Linked DNA regions of Homo sapiens: region 1 is linked to region 2. Evidence: chromatin loops called from intact Hi-C (ENCODE). Cell type or tissue: endothelial cell of umbilical vein. All regions are shown on one strand. Each heading gives the region's core, and the rest is flanking DNA. Links, peaks and the distances in the headings are about the cores only.

Region 1 (2,896 bases), core at 200-2,699, 360 kb before region 2:
GAGGGGGAGAACAGCTGGGATCCGAGGCCCTAGACACAGCCTGAAGGTGGGGCAGAGGTGGGCTGGGGTCAGGGGGTTCCACCAGCTGACCCAGAGCCCATGTCTGGTCCCAGGACCTCACTCTGAGAAACTAGTGGGTAAGGAAAGGTCTTGCCCTGCCTGGCCCTGACTATGCGGTGACAAGGGAATGCAGGTGATGACCTTGGCCAACCGCTGGGACGCAGGGACGCCGAGGGATCAAAGGGCCGATCCTGCCTGGCGATGGCCTCACCCGCCTGTCCAGCGGCGCCTCTGAAGTCCTGGGCAGGGCGGCCCAGGCACCTGTCCCGCACCTGTTGTTGGGCCACTCGGAGTCCCCCGCCTGGCCGCTCACCCGCCTGGCTGCTCACCCACAGTGACAACAGGAAAGTAAACATTCCCCCACCCCCAGGGCTGGGAAGTGGCCAGAGAGGAAGTGGGGCTGCCAGTGGAGCCCCCCCAGGCTGGGACAGCCCGCCAGGGGTTATTTATACCCTGGCTGGGGGCATGGCTCGGTCATGCCCTTACCCATCCCCTGGGCTAGGGGGCACTTTGGGGGCAATGGCAGGGGGAGGGGCTAGAGGCTTAAGTGGGCGCCTTCAGACACGGGCACTCCGGGTAAGGGGAAGCTTCAGCCATTAAGCCCCCAGGAACCCAATCAGCCATAATCCCCAAGCTCCAACCCTGCGCAGCCTTGGGCCTCTATAATATCAACCCTGCACCAAGACTCCCAGAGCCCGAGGCCCAAGTCCGAGTCCCCTACCCTCTTGCAAAGCCCCAGCACTCCCAAACTCCAGCTCCCTCTGTGAGAAAGGCCGTAGAGAACACTCAGAGGATGAGGAAACTGAGTCCCAGCTTAGGGGCAGAGGATTGGCCTCGACCCTCTCTGCCTGCTGCCCCCAGTCTGCCCCTGGGTGGAGGTGGGGGTGGAGGGAGCCCCTTGCTCAGTTATCGAACACCCGCTGTGCACAAAGCCCTGTGCTCACAATACCAAGGGCACAGGGCACAGGGAAGGGATGTGACATGCCAGAGTGCATGGGGGTGGGATTCCCACCTAGGTCCATGGCTGAAGGAGGGGGAGGCCCAGGGGAAGCCAGTCCTGGTGGTAGAGACTGCCTGCCAGGAGGGCCAGGGCCGGAAGGTGACTCGCTCCCCGTGGACAGGGCACATGACTCAGGACCTGCGGGACCCCTCCCAGTGGCCACGGGATATGGCGTCAATGGCTCTGGTGTCACAGGACGTGACGCTTTGGTCACTGTGGAAACAGTGTGGGGGGAGGGGGAGCCCCAGGAGGTCGCGCATGGTGGGGAAGGGGTGGGACCCAGGATCAGGGATCCTTGGCTATGGCTTGAGTTTCTGGGTGAGCTTCATGACCTGAGTTGGGGGCACTCTCGCTCTCTGAGCCTCATTCTCTAGTCTAGACCATCTCTCAGGCCCTCCTGGTACTGATATTCAAAGTGACCCTGAGGATCAGTGACCCCGTTCTGATCTCAGAGAGAGGCTCACGGCCTGGCATTCCTCAGGTCTTCCCCCAACCCATCCTTCATGGGTGTCTCTGCCTTTCAGGGAAAGGAGAGTGGAATGAGGTCCCAAGTCCTTCCCCAAGGAAGCAGGCTTCCACGTGTCGCTATCTCTTGTAGGGCATCCATCCCCATTCCCACCCCAGCTACTCCATTTCCTAGTGCTAGATTGGGGAGCAGAGAGGGCTATAAGGCAGGAAGAGGCAACCTGTGGACTCAGCTCCAGCCTTCCCAACTCCAGTGTGTCCTTACCCCATCCCCAACCCACAGGAATAGAGCTAAATCCCAAACCATTCATCCAAACCCAGCCTACCAGAGGGGAACCAAGGTGGAGAGGGGTGGGAACTTCCCCGGGTCCCAGAGCAAAGAAGGTGTAAGGTTCCAGCCTTCTCAACCCACAGCTGGACTTCTGACCCCACTCATGCCAGACTGTAGGTGAAAAGGGAAACAAGGAGCCCTGTGACAGCCCTGCACCCCCAGCTGCAGACAGGAAGACTGAGGCCCAAAGGAGAGTGGTACTCAACCCAGGTCACAGGGTGTCCTGTCCCCTGCTCCCCACTCCACCATGAGGCAAAGGAACTGGGAGCCTTCACTCCTCCAAGCAGCCTGAGTCAGAGCAGGGGGTGGGCAAGTAGCCCTGGGTATCCTCCTCCAAAACCTGCCATCAGCAGGTGCCAGATCCTACCAGGCCCCAGCTCCCTTAAGGGACAGGGACTTGGGACAGAAGGAACAAAGGAACCTGGGACCTGAGGTGGCATCAGTGGGGGCCAGGGCTGATGCAGACCCAGCCTGGTCATGTCCTAAGGCCAATCCCCACATCTGCTCCACTTGTCCCACGCCCGGCTCTGGCAGCAGGAGCGCCATGCCTCCTCGAATGCCATGGCAATGTTGAGGGAGGGGCTGGGCACAATCAAGGGTTCTGTGGGGATCAGGACTCCAGCCCAGATAAGCTTTGACCTTAGGGGGAGGAAGGGTGGTGTGCCTGGGTGCTGTCTCCTGGGAAGGGCTCCCCACCCCCATACTCTCACCCAGGCTGGGCACAGGTTGGGAGGGGTGACATCCGGGAAGGATTTTCCCATCATCGGGAAGGAAGAGCCTTTTCTGGCATCAGACACCTCATTTCCGCAGCCATTCCTGGCCTCCAGGACTCTCTCATGGCCATCAAGCACTTGGGGTCCCAGCCCAAAGCGGCCTGGCACAGGTCCAGAGGCAGGACCTTCTCAAGGCACACGGGGCTGGGTCCTGGGGGCCCCCGGTCCCTCATATCTGGGAAGCAGCTGGTGATACCTTACTTTAAAGGTGCGGGCAGGTGAGGACAGGCACTGAGGAGGCGTGTCCACAGCCCTCACCCGAAGACC
Region 2 (2,896 bases), core at 100-2,599:
CCTGAAGACTCCCTCCAGCCCTCTTCCTGCTATGAAGCCAGGCTGGGACCTGTCAGACACAGGAAGCAGCCGTCAGCCATCCCCACCCCCAATCCTCCAAAGCCCAGGATCTGGGGGAGCTGCAGCTTTAACTCATTAGTGGAGCCAGACATCCCCCACAGTCCCCTCCTTCCTTGGAGTACCCCTGAGGGGTAGGTAGTGGGGAGGGGACCAGGGCATCAGCCCCAGAAAGAGTCTAGCTTCCCCCTGCATGGTACGGGGGCCCTGGCCTACCTCCTACAAGCTGAGTTAAAAGGTAATAGGCTTGCCACTAGAGGTGTGGGGTCTGCAGCCCTGAGTGTATTTGTGTCACAGTTGTGAGTGCAACTGGGGTCTGGGCATCCCCGGAGTGTGGGTATGGAAGGAGCAAGTTTGCACATCTGTGCATCAGATGGGAGTGCAGGGCTCCCATCTTCCTGTGTCCTCAATGTGGGCATGCATGGAGATGCATGTGGGCACACATGTGTGTGTTCCTGGGCTTGTGGGCATTTGTGTTCCTGTGACTGCAGCGCTGTGAATGCCTCCAGCCTTGTGCCCAGGCTCTGCAGTTGGCATTTCCTTGGGGCAAGGATGAGGGTAGAAGGAATGCCCTCATGAGGGGAGAGGGCAGAGGTCATGGGCCAGCACTGGGTTTCTGCTGAGCAGCCTGGGGTCCCTCTGGACTAGCACACAGAGCCCCTTTGTGAGGCACCCTGCCTCTAACCAGCATACAGGCTGCCTTTGTCCACAGAGTGAAGCAGGTGAAGGAGAAGCCCCCATCTCACCTCTAGCCTAGTCTCAGCTTGACCCCAGTGTGTTTTCTCAGGGGCTGATAAGCACCCCCTGTCCTGGTCTCTAGATACCTGCCAGCCATCCTTCTGTCCTTAGCTCTAGGTCCCAGAACCCCAAGACTCTTGGAAGGAAGGAAGGGACAGGAGGAGGAAGCCTCTATGCATTGTATCCCTGCTGGGGTCTCTGGGACAGTGGGGCCCTGGTGGTCACTGTGCCCTTTGCCCCTGTGTCCCAATGAGTAGCCCAAGGCACTGGCAGTACATACAAGATTGGGGGACAGGATGTGCCCCCCAGCTCCCAGCCTTGTCTTTGAGGAACAAGCAGCTTTATCAGAGGCTGCAGGGGCCCTGCTCTGGGTTTCCTCAGGAAGCACCACCCCCTCATCCCCCACTCTCACAACTGGCCCATGTGATGGATCGTCTGTTTCCCTGTGCGGGCCCCATAGCCCCATTTCCTGTGCTGGCCCCGGCCTGGACGGGGAGGGGGCTGAGACTCTGGGCCCAGATCCCACCTCCCCCCCACCCCCCACCCCCTGGCTCCTGTTTCCTGCTAGTCCAGCTCTTCCCCTAGGAAAGGCTGCTGGTAACTGGGATGGGGGTTGGGGGGAGGTAAGAAGTCTCTGACTCCTCCTCTACCTCATCCCAGTTCCATCACCTGAAGTGGACCTCTTGGGACCGTCTGAAGGTACCAGCTGGGCAGCCTGAGAGGACCCTGGAGTCGCTGCTGGCTCATCTTCAGGTGTGCCCTGTTGCTACCCCAACCCCCAGGCTCAGCCCAGCCCGGCCCAGCTGGTGTCTGACCTTTCTCCTCTAGGAGCAGCACGGGTTGAGGGTGAGGATCCTGCTGCACGGCTCAGCCCTGCTCTATGCGGCCGGATGGTCACCTGAAAAGCAGGCCCAGCACCTGCCCCTCAGGTGAGCCCACTTGGGGCTTTAGACAGGCCCCACCAGTCCCTGGAGGCTGGGGCTAGGGACCACACTGCCTTTTGTCTTCCCAGCCCCATTCTGGGCCCCTCACACCTTCCCAAGCATTCTTTCCCCAAATGGAGCCAGCAAACAGGCTGGAGGTGGGGTGAGGGCCGAGAGCCTGAGGAGGAGTCTTCAGGAGCTGCCTATTTGGCCAGCCCCATGGGCTCCCCACATGCTGCACAGCCCCCCTTTCACAGCCCACTCCCAAGGGACCCATAGCTTCCTGCCTCCTGCTTGCCTCATCAGCTGCTCCTAAAATAGTTTCAGATGTTTCCTGTCTTGAGCAGCTCCTGCTCCTGGCTTGGGCTCCTGACGGCCTGCCAGCACCCTCTCTAGTCCATGCCAGGCTGCCTTCTGCTTGCCATGGCTCACCTCTCCAATCTCCCCTAAACCCACCCCTACCAGGGTGACAGAACTGGTTCAGCAGCTGACAGGCCAGGCACCTGCTCCTGGGCAGCGGGTGTTGGTGCTAGAGCTGAGCTGTGAGGGTGACGACGAGGACACTGCCTTCCCACCTCTGCACTATGAGCTGTGACAAGGCAGCCACCCTGTCACCTAGCTCAATGGAGCCCCGGATCCCAAGCCCTGCATTGTAAGCCCACAGTAGGCACTCAATAAATGCTTGTTAAAGGAAGGCATTGCAGAGAGGATGGACGATAGAAAACAGTGCACTAATGCACACGGGTGTGACATGGGCATGACAGGGACCTTCACACAGAGAAAAAAAGCTCTTCAGAAGATTTGTCTCCCTGGGCAGTGCCTCACAGGGCTGGGGCTGCCTCTTAGTGCCTCAGGGGTATGGAGCCAGGACAGTCTAGAAAAAAGGCTTTTATTGTCCCAGGCTGGAGGGCAGGGTCAGAGGTAGCTGACATCATTGCAGATGATGGGCTGGCGGCTACGACAGCTCATGAGAGCTGCAAAGCGTGAGACATCCGCAGGCAGTTCAGGTTCTGGGCGAGGTGGGCATGACAGCCGCTTTCCTGCCATAGCTGTCCGCCGAGCCCTGGCCAGCCGGCGCCGAAGCTGCTCAGAGAGGCCAAGCAGGAACTGAGGGGGCCGAGCACGGGCACGGTGCCCACCTCCGTCACCCCCTTCACTCCCTGTCTCAGGCAGCTCCA

Evidence for each region. Hi-C counts contacts between places; a loop is a spot of excess contacts. Peaks named below come from ENCODE experiments on the same cell type or tissue, not always from the same donor. Only the 100,000 strongest peaks of a DNase experiment are listed, where the experiment ranks them.
Region 1: it touches region 2 in a loop (4-fold over the local background); 1 of 110 quality-filtered maps calls a loop at or near these places.

Annotation. Positions count from the first base shown.
Region 1 is chr3:50,169,197-50,172,092 of GRCh38, reverse strand. The region is part of intron 2 of SEMA3F (semaphorin 3F); the gene reads right to left. Among named protein-coding and RNA genes, the nearest start is that of SEMA3F-AS1, 15 kb to the right of the region's middle. RefSeq lists an enhancer at 756-1,729 and a silencer at 2,145-2,355. In endothelial cell of umbilical vein, for the core only: no CTCF peak of the experiment used is centred there; a DNase peak (open chromatin) is centred at 1,202; H3K27ac peaks cover 2,500 bases.
Region 2 is chr3:49,804,725-49,807,620 of GRCh38, reverse strand. INKA1 (inka box actin regulator 1) reads right to left here. Exons shown (of 2, transcript NM_203370.2): 2 at 2,591-2,896. The coding sequence ends at 2,634. UBA7 (ubiquitin like modifier activating enzyme 7) reads left to right here. Exons shown (of 24, transcript NM_003335.3): 22 at 1,456-1,548; 23 at 1,624-1,724; 24 at 2,184-2,412. The coding sequence ends at 2,313. MIR5193 (microRNA 5193) reads left to right here and starts at 1,376; the gene lies at 1,376-1,484. RefSeq lists enhancers at 1-114, 1-215, 845-1,124, 1,111-1,405. In endothelial cell of umbilical vein, for the core only: no CTCF peak of the experiment used is centred there; DNase peaks (open chromatin) are centred at 1,240 and 2,010; H3K4me3 peaks cover 962 bases; H3K27ac peaks cover 2,296 bases.